2 separate regions of the Homo sapiens genome follow, and region 2 is linked to region 1. A link is an interaction called in ENCODE POLR2A ChIA-PET data of the cell type or tissue named here. Cell type or tissue: GM12878. All regions are shown on one strand. Links, peaks and the distances in the headings refer to the core of each region. The heading gives the core; the rest is flanking DNA.

Region 1 (5,391 bases), core at 82-5,081:
AAAAATTAAACTTTTAAAGATAATTATATATTAATATGCAGTTCTAAGAAATAATGGAGAAGTCCCATGTCTCTTTTATCCAGTTTCTTCCAATGATAATATTTTACAAAAATTTAATACAATGTTACAACCAAAATATTCACATTAATACAGTCAAGATTAATGTAAAATTTTTAAGTTGTAGGAAGTGTTACATATGCCATATATAAAGAGCTGGATCATAAAGTACTATTACATGTTCAAATGTATCCTTTCTAGATGTTTGACATTTAGGCATTAGGTCAAAATAATCTAGATATCAAAACTAGGCAGAGATATTGAAGCAAAACCATGAGTCTGTAAGTCTGATCCCTCATGAATGTAAATGCCAACATTTAAAAATAGTAAATGAAATGCAGGAATATGTAAAAATACATCATCACAATTAAGAAGTATTTATTCTGGAACGTAAGGTTAGTTTGCCATTTGAAAATCAATGCAATTCACGATATTAATAGAACAAAGGAGAAAGATCATGATAATCTTGATAGGCACAGGAGAAGTATTCGATAAAATTCAATACCTATTCATGATAGAAACTCTTAGCAAACTAGTTACTGAAGGGAACTTTATTAATATGAATAAAAGGTTTATTAAAAACCTGGGGAAAACTTTATGCTAACTGGTGAATTATTGAAAGCTTTCCCTAAGAATCAAGAAATAGAAAATAATGCCGGTCACAACTTCTACTTATCTTTATACTAGAGCTTCTAGTCAGTGCAATAATAAGGAAAGAGAAGTAAAAAGCATAAGAACTAGAAAGGAAGGAATTAAAATGTCCTTATTTGCTGATATGGTTTGGATGTTTGTCCCCTCCAACTCTCATATTGAAATGTAATCCCCCATGTTGGAGGTAGGGCCTCATGGGAGGTGTTTGGGTCATGAAGGCAGATCCCTCTTACATGGCTTGGTGCCCTCCCCATGGTAAGAACTGAGTTCTTGCTCTGTTAGTTCACATGAGAGCTAGTTGTTTACAGGAGCCTGGGTCCTCCTCCTCTCTCTGTTTCTTCCCCTCTTACCATGTGATATGGCATCTCCCCCTTTACCTTCTACCATGATTTGAAGCTTCCTGAGGCCTCACCAGGTACAGATGCCAGCACCATACTTCTCATATAGCCTGAAGAACCTTGAACCAAAATAAACCTTTTTTCTTTATAAATTACTCAGTCTCAGGTATTCCTTTATAGCAATGCAAAGAGACTAACACATTTCCAGACGACATGATGTGGATGCAGAAAATTCAAAAGAATTTACTAACTGTTGGCATTAATAAGCGAATTTATCACTTATTGCTAGATATAAGGTCAATATATACAACAGTCAATTGTATATATACCAGAAATAAAACAGAAAATGAAATTTAAAAATAAGATTACCACATACAAAGGAGAAAAAGAAATACTTAAATCTAAAGGAAGATGTGGAAGACCACTACTATGAAAACTACAAAACATTTTTCATAAGAAATAGAGAAGACCTAAATAAATGGAGGGATAGATCATATTCATGGATTGGAAAACAATATTATAAAGAAATAAATTCAGCCCAAATGTATCTATGAATTAAATGAGATTCTAACCAGAATTTCAGCCCCCACTGTTTTTGTTTCTTTTTTTTCCTTGAGTGAGTCAGGGTATAAGCTGATTTTGAGATTTATATGGAAGGATAGCCAAGTCTATCTTAAAGAACAAAGCTGGGCAATTTTCACTACTAAATAATAACATTGACAGCCAGAGTTGCTTAAAGCAGTGAGATATTTGTGCAAGTATAGACAAACAGAGTAATAAAATAGAACATGATCCAGAAACAGCCTATATATTATACTGTCACATATACAAAATTACAATACCTTTTCCACCGGAATGGCTAAAATAAAAAAGAGAGACAATATCAAGCATCATTGAGGATGGCCAAAACTGGAACTCTTACATACTGCTGGTGAGAAGGGAAATTGTTAACAACTACTTTGGAAAACTGGAAGTAGCTACTAAGGCTGCATATCCTACGTCACAGGAGTTCAACTTCTAAGCACAGTCAAACAGATCTGCCTACCTATGTCCATTAAAAGACATACACAAGAATGTTCATAGCAACACTATTCGCATTAGCCCCAAACTTGAAACAACCCAAATATCCATCTAAAGTAGAATAAATTGAAGTACATTCATGCATTGGAATATTGTTATACAGCAAGAAGAGTGGAAGAATTATAACTATATGCAACATACGAAAGATTCTCAGATTCATAATGTTGAATAAAAGGAGCCAAATACAAAAGAATATAGGTATGAATCCATTTAAGTTTGAAAAAAGGCAAATTAGTCTATAATGTTACAAATCTGGACAGCTGGGCTGAGATTATAGCATCTTGAAGTGGGTATAGGAAGGCTTCTGGGGTCCTGGTAACATATGTTACTTGGTCAGGATACTGTTTACAAGGATGTGTTCACTTTGTGAAATTCATTGAGTCACATGCTTATGTTTTGTGCACTTTTCTGTATGCATGTTAGACTTCAATAAAAAGTTTAAAAAATTACCAAATTGTTCAGATTATCATCATCCAGCTTTTCCTTTGGCGCCTCTTGCTTTTAACTATGGTGGCAGTATTTATGTCTGATGCTTTTTTACAGACTTTCCCATGTAAATGGAACTACTCTTTTGCTATCTCACATAATTTGGCTCCTTGCTTGCATCAAAGAACCACTTTGAAAGCCAAAAATTTAATAACTTTCAGCTTTGGGATAAGTTTAAGAGAATAATTGAATTAAATTGAGGGAATTTGAAAGAAAATTAGCTTTCCCCAGCATGATGTGGGCTGCAAAAAAGAACTAGGTAGAGACCATGATGAGGAAACAAGAAATTCTTTGTTAATTCCATTCGGAATTATGAGTGAGAATCACCCAGTTTTCTGCAGCAAAACTGGAGTAGAACATTCATGTAATAGGGCAACCTCTTGAAAGTTACTGATGTTATTTAATAGTATCTTTGTCAAAACATAGTAATCTAGGTCAAAGGCTGAGGCCTGAGACAAGGCTGAGAAAAGGGAAGTCACAGGGTATCAGTGAAAATATATTTGCTAGAAATGACGCAGGGCTCAAAGTGGGTACACTAAGCTTTCTGGCTAGGAATTATCCGCTGGCCACAGTAACCTCATCAGAGAATACACAGGAAGTGAGATGCATTTTGGTGAATTGGGGAGTTTCTTCATTTTGCTGAAATTTTGTGATAATCTCTTCACATTCTCTTTCACTCTTACTAATTTTAAATAGCTTTAAAATGCAAAGATGGCCCTCATTATATCTGATACCCTGGAATAAAAGGCAGGGTACAGGACAACTAAGGAAAATTCCCAGAAAATTGGTTAGGACTTAACTTCCTGCTTTGTTTTCCTAAATGGCTAGAGGGATAGGGATGGAGGATATTTCCCCATCATATAACGTCATCATTCCTATAAACATGGTATGCTTTCATCATTTAGTTAGAAGTGACTTCTCATAGCAAATATAAATTGTACTTACTTCACAGAGTTGTGGTGAAAATTAGTTATCTGTAACTTAACATTCAATAAATATTAAGTGCTATTATTAGTAGTAGTACACACATTAATATCCCTCCCTAGAAAGTAACAAGATATAGTGATAGGTCAATTACAGTTATTCTTATCCAATACTGCATTAATAGTGAGTATTCCCTATCCATTAGAAACAGAGATATGAAAGTGGTCTAATCAATCTGGAACTCTTTCAGGATGGGGGAAGGAGAATGGGATTATCTTGCTAGTACCTGTCAGCCCTGGTATTCAGGTTTAGAGCTACCCTGCTGGAATGGCTTTGAGTCCTTCAGTACCACCTTGAAGATTAGATCTATGTGGTGGCATCAGAGAGAAGCTGACAATTGGTCCCTTTGGCTGCAAACAGCATTACAAAAACAAAGCACAAGATCTGTCAATGGAAAGGCTTGTATAAGATTTTTCAAGCACTTAAAAGTGGAAATCTTTTTAAAACTTATTTGTTTCAGAGGAGTTCCACAGAAAAATGAATTCTAGTACAATCCTGAGGGTTCTTTGCCTACTTTAGGAATAATAAATACTCAGGAAGAAAAGGAATTGGATTTGTAAGTATCAATATTGCTCAATTTAGCAGCATTAGATAAACTGAGTTTTAAAAAAAGATGTTAGCATTGATATTACAGTAATTTTTATAAACTTTCATTTTTTATGTTATAAAATTTAAATGGACTTTCAAATTCATTCTAAGGCTTCTGATCTGTCTTCTTCAGAATACTATGGTTTAAAATGATTCTAGCAGCTTCTAAACAAAAACAATCACCCATCAAACCCAAAATCTCATATGAAATACTTTGCCTGATATAGGAGAGAATTCTTTTGAGAAATGACATGTCTGTGTATAAATAAAGGATTATATAAATTTCTGTGTTGGTTAATTTTAGTAACAGCACTATGATAATACTAAGCTCTTTCTCCCAAAATCTTATGAAAAGAATATCCTTTTGACTTTTTGCTAAATGATGACTATAGTAATCACTGATTAGAAATTTTCACATAAACACAATTCCAACTTGTGTATCAACATTGTGCTGTTTGTCAAAGCTTAATTCTTCTTTTTATAAGGCACTGTCTTTACAAACAAAGTAATTCAAATTAACCATCCATGTCCTCCAAACATAAATAGAAATGATACTAACTATTGATTAAAATAAAAAGCACTTAAAAATAGCGTTAATTCTTACCAACCCCAGAGGTTATTGATTCTGCATCAATGTCACTAGCTCTTTTTCTTGCCACTTCAGCTAGTGCCAATTCACCTTTATCTAGTGCAAGGTAATGAATATCCTGAGGAAATAAAGCAAAATAAAAGATTGATTCAAAATGAACCTTGCCCAAGTTACAAGGAGGATTTTGAAGGAAACTTATTGTCCAGATTACAAAATAGAAACAGTTTGTAAATATTCTTTTCTGTGTTTTAAGTTTCTTAGTTTTCTAGTATAAGCAAATTTTTCTGAATTGGAGATCACAGCTATAACTAAAGGCAAGTATTTAAATAAATTATTTTAAGCTGTGAGGGAAAATACAAGTTTTTAATAAAGTGTTTGACAAAGTTTTGTCAGGGAATAAAAATGTTAATTGCTATTTTTCTTTGGTAAGACATTAATATCCAAGAGTGTGTCTTCAAATTTTAATTGTATATTATGCTAAGCACGATACAAGGGATACTAAACAGATTTGTTGCTGCATATGGCATATATTTGTTATTATTAATATTACTAGTATTTTGAACTCAAATAATTAGTACTGACTAATTGCTGGGCACTGTTTTGGAGTATGGCGATCAA
Region 2 (5,391 bases), core at 171-5,170, 130 kb before region 1:
GATCTTATGGGCTTCTGAAGTTGGATGATGTGTGAAGATAAGACTAAAGATGAGTGATATTATGTGAAAAATAATACAGTGGGGACAGTTTTTAAAATTTGAAGATAACCTACTTAGAGTTGAAATGGTAAAAGTAAAAGGTAAAGAGAGTAGGGATAACAGCACTTACACTATCATGTCATAATTGGAGACATTTTACTTAAAGTATAGGTGAAAGTAATTTTAAAAAATAAATTTAAAGTTATTCTGTAAGTTATATCTTAAAAGTTATTTTTACTAAGAAAAGCCTTTCAGAAAGTCTGCATTTATACTATTTTAAGTAGTCACATATCAAAGGAAACAGATATGCGGCTAAAAAATAAGGGCAACACATGTATGTAGGTATGTGCCTGTAGACCTTGATGTACACAAAATTGAAAAAAAAAAAAAAACCTGGAAAAACAGGTAGCAAGAAGAATGCGTAATTTAATAGTGCCTGAGGCTTGAGTGTGTGCTGGCAAGTTCCAGGCTTTTAGGTAGCTTTCAATTTAAAAAGAAAACTAAGCACTGTCATTTTTTAAAACATAAGCTTCAACTCTTGGCTTATAAACTACCATACCAAAGTCTAGTTTCTATACCACGAGAATGGTCATTGAGAAAATGAGTTAGGTTTTGGCCTTGTTCATCAACTGGCAGAGATCCTAGGTAAATTATTTTATTTTCTTAATATCTAGATATACTTGTTGCTAGAAGGCTGATGGCATACCTAAGAACTATCGTGTCGTTCAGCCATGTTGCTGTTGTTATGTAGTGTCTTCTATCCATGATTTAATCCTCTCTTACCTTAGGAATTACATTTTAAAAAGTAAGAATCATAGAATTAACTTCTCAAGATCTTCCAGGATTTAAAAAAACAAAACAAAAAATATTCCTTTGGGGGATTTTCTTTAAAATCCATTGCATTTTAAAAAGACTTCAGGGCATTTCCAAGGTTTCCATTGCTATATAACCTTGACTTATACTCTACGTACCTTAGACGGATATTTTGAAGATTTATAAAATAATTTATTTTACATTCAAGTTTTTAAACATTATTTGAAGTAAAACATAATCATTAAATAAAATTTGGAAAACAGGAAACTATGAAAATTTACCCATAGTCCTACTAGTTATACAAAACTAAAGTTAACATGAATTTGCTTCTAGTCTCTTTTTCTCCACGTTTTATTTATTTATTTTAAACACAGCTTGAATTATATTGTGTATATATATATATAATTCTGTATCTTTTCTTTTCTTTTTTTTTTTGGCCTTATAACACTTCAAAACTTTTTAATGTTCCTACATAGTCTGTTTTTAATGGCTGAATTTTATTATTCCATTAAATACTATAGCTTTATTTAACCACTCCTTTTTTGGTTAAATTTATATTGTTTCCAATTTCTTCTTTTTCATAAATAACCCTATGATAGATAGGCATGAAGTTTTTTTTTTTTTTTCTGTTTGTAGGATTATTTCCTTGGTATAGAACTGTAGAAATAGAATTATTGGACCAAAAGCTATGAAATTTTAAGCTTCTGGATAAACACTGTAGAATTGGTAGTTTTGCTTTGTTTGTTTCCTAGTTTGGGAGGAGGTGATTTTGTTCAATAATAGGAAGTTGTGGTTCCAAGGAAGACTGATCTTCATTTTTTTTTTTAATGTGTTGAAATTGTGCTCAGCCTTGACTGAATGAAACTACGTGTTAATTCTTGTAGTAATTTTACAGCAACGAAAGGGTTTTCCCCAGTCCCTCATTGCTTTCTACATGTGGTTAAGTGCATTTTCTGAGCCACACCCTTTTGCTGTTACCTAATATTGGGTGATATCAGGTCACTTTCCTTTAAATGTACACAGACTTTTGTAAGTAAATTCAGCAGACAAGTTAAGCTTTGCTTTGCTATAAACTGGATTTTGACCTGTGGCTCACTTAATGCAGATTTTTAAATTTTAATACAGTAAGTGATCATCTCAGTTTATTATGTTAGGTTTCCTCTGTGTTACTAACAGTCTGTCTTGAAGTTTCTGATTTGGTTTAATAATAATTAAATCCCAGAAGTATAATATTTTAGACATGGAAGAAATCTTAAAACTCCCTAATCTGAAATTGTTTTATTTTATAGATGAACAAGTTGAGGCTCATATGGGTTAAGTGTTTTGTCCAAAGTCAGTTAGTGGCAGAGTTGGGATTATAATTTTGTTCGTATTTCTCTGTAAAGGGTTTTTTTTTTTCCACTATAGTTTTTTAATGTACTAACAATACTTGTTCCACAGGCTGCTTTATGATTAACTTCTCTGATTCCCTATTCCTCTCATTTAAGGCTTTTGCTTATAAGCATGCTAGCTAGTGGTCCACCCTATGTGGCAGGAGACGCTTTTCTGAGTAAGTTGACCAGCTATTCAAGTTTCACTACTGAACATTGTGAAATTGAACTCTGCTTCTTGCATATTTGGTATCATATATAGGTTTCTTTTTCATCAACATGGCAGAGTTTGGTACTTGACATTTTTTGTAGAAAATGCAGTCTCAAACTGACTGTAGTCTAGCACTTGCCAAAGGTTGGCTTGAGGCTTCTGGTACATACGAGAGACAAGTTTTATAGATAAGCTAACTAACTTTCTAACTTCTGTGTTAAGTAAGCCATCAGAAAGGAGTGTACTTAGAACTTGTCATTTCACCTTTCCACAGGAATGCCTTTAGTGAATTATGATTTAAGTATTTTACCTTATAAAGAGGAGTTATAATAAGAAACATCTATGTGACTAGAATGTCTATCCTTTTCAAAACTCTAAGACATGTTTAGTTTGTTTTTCAGTTAAAAATTTAGAGATTGGGTCTTGCTAGGTTCTCCATGCTGGCCTAAAACTCCTGGGCTCAAGCACTTCCCCTACCTCAGCCTCCAAAGGAGCTGGGACTGTAGGGATACACTACCACACCCAGCTTGCTTTTCAGTTTTTTTTGTTTTGTTTTTTAATAAGACGGTGTCTTGCTCTGTTGCCCAGGCTGGAGTGCAGTGGCGTGATCTCGGCTCACTGCAACCTCCGCTTCCCGGGTTCAAGCAGTTCTCCCTGCCTCAGCCTTCTGAGTAGCTGAGACTACAGGCGCACGTCACCACATCTGGCTAATTTTTTTGTATTTTTAGTAGAGATGGGGTTTTCCCGTGTTGGCCGGGCTGGTCTTGAACTCTTGACCTCAGGCAATCTCCCCACCTTGGCCTCCCAAAGTGCTGGGATTACAGGCGTGAGCCACCTCGCCAGGCTGCTTTTCAGTTTTTTTTTACACAAGCTTTTTTTTTTTTTTTTGAGATAAGGTCTCACTCTGTCACCCAGGCTGGAGTGTAGTGGTACAATCAAGGCTCAATGCAGCCTTGACCTCCGAGGCTCAGGTGATTTTCCCACCCTAGCCTCCCAAGTAGCTGGGACTACAGGCATGCACCACCACACCAGGCTATTTTTGTATTTTTTGTAGAGACAGGGTTTCACCATTTTGGCCAGGCTGGTCTTGAACTCCTGGCCTCAAGTGATCCGCCTGCCTTGACCTCCCAAAGTGCTGGGATTACAGGTGTAAGCCAATGCACCTGGGCTGCACAAACATTCTTGAGTGTGAATATAGAATGCTGAAAAAGTGTTTCCATCTAGATAAATTTACTATTTGCATGTGTTAAAAAATTAATAAAAACAATAATCATGAACCATGTTTTAGAACAGAATGGTTTTCCATTACCTAATTTGACAGATTAATCATGTAATATTACTAAATTAAACATAACCATTCTCATTTTACAGATGAAGAAACAGGTATAGAGGTGTGTAGCAGTGAGGAGGTAGTGGAACAAAATTAGACTGAGACAGTTTGCTTATAATACTGCATTCTTTCTGTTATACCATGATGCTTCTCAAAGTAAACCTATTTCACTTTTTTGCCTTTGCCTTCCCAAATTCAGAGCTAAACACAGTTTTAACTTGTATAAAACAGCCCGATATTCAACATCACATAACTGTGCAACTTGTTTTGTGTTTTTTTTTTTTTTTTTTTTTTTGAGATAGGGTTGTGCTCTGTTGCCCAGGCTGGAGAACAGTGGCACAATTATAGCTCACAGCAAAAGTACAGCTCAAACTTTCGGGCTCAGGTGATCTTGCCTCAGCCTCCCAAGTAGCTGGGACTACAGGTGTGCACCACTGTGCCTGGATAATTTTTTTAAACTTTTATTTTTGTAGAGACAAGGTCTTGCTATGTTGCCTAAGCTAGTCTCAAACTACTGGGCTCTAGCGAACTTTTTGCCTTAGCCTCCCAAATCACTAGGATTACAGGCGTAAGTCACCATGCCTGGCCTGCAACTTTTAATTGACTTTTGCTGTGTATATAATTTATTTTAGATATGATATATAAAATACTTTAGTGAAATGCCCCAAATCTTTCAGAAAGTAAATAGATCATAAATGCTGAGATAAAGTATGTTGACATATTTAACTTTTTTTTTTTTTTTTTTTGAGATGGAGTCTCGCTCTGTCACTAGACTGGAGTGCAGTAGCACAATCTTGGCTCACTGCAGTCTCCGCCTCCAAGGTTCAAGCAATTCTCCTGCCTCAGCCTCCCGAGTAGCTGAGACTACAGGCATGAGCCGCCATACCCAGCTAATTTTTTTTGTATTTTTAGTAGAGACGGGGTTTCACCATGTTGGCCAGGATGGTCTTGATCTCCTGACCTCGTGATCTGCCCGCCTCGGCCTCCCAAAGTGCTGGGATTACAAGCGTGAGCCACCGCACCCGGCCTGAAAATATTTTTTAAAAATCAATTTTTAGAGGAAAGAATGAGAATAGTTTATCAATTACTCCATCTCAACCAATACTTGAAGATACTGTATTCCATCAAGTAAATTGATAAACTTATGATAGAAGTAGTAGCAAACACAAAAATTGCTACTTTATCATTTTTAGAGGTTATACACTTATACTTCAAGATGCTCTATTAATGTAATTGTCAACATGTAAATACCGTGTATGTGTATGTGCATATATATATATATATATATATATATATATATACGCACACACACACATATATATATGCACACACTCCCTATTCTATATGTATTACTCCCCTCTTTGGGTGATAGTAAAAACAGGAAGTGCAGCAGGTTGCTATATCTACCATAATTCCACATTAAAAGAATGGGTTTCTGCCATTTCTAAATACAAGATTTCTGTGGCCTGGCATGGTGGCTCACGACTGTAATCCCAGCACTTGGGAGGTCAAGGCGGCTGGATCACTTCAGGTCAGAAGTTCAAGACCAGCCTGGCCAACATGGTGAAACCCTGTCTCTTCTAAAAATAAACAAATTAGCCGGGTGTGGTAGCGTGCTTCTGTAATCC

Evidence for each region. ChIA-PET counts read pairs that join two places held together with the same protein. Peaks named below come from ENCODE experiments on the same cell type or tissue, not always from the same donor. Only the 100,000 strongest peaks of a DNase experiment are listed, where the experiment ranks them.
Region 2: POLR2A ChIA-PET joins it to region 1 with 5 read pairs; 1 of 35 experiments calls an interaction of 5 or more read pairs at or near these places.

Annotation. Positions count from the first base shown.
Region 1 is chr2:63,254,519-63,259,909 of GRCh38, forward strand. WDPCP (WD repeat containing planar cell polarity effector) reads right to left here. Exons shown (of 18, transcript NM_015910.7): 14 at 4,789-4,891. Among named protein-coding and RNA genes, the nearest start is that of OTX1, 210 kb to the left of the region's middle. In GM12878, for the core only: no CTCF peak of the experiment used is centred there; a DNase peak (open chromatin) is centred at 3,153.
Region 2 is chr2:63,122,632-63,128,022 of GRCh38, forward strand. The region is part of intron 17 of WDPCP (WD repeat containing planar cell polarity effector); the gene reads right to left. Among named protein-coding and RNA genes, the nearest start is that of OTX1, 74 kb to the left of the region's middle. In GM12878, for the core only: no CTCF peak of the experiment used is centred there; DNase peaks (open chromatin) are centred at 1,760 and 2,420.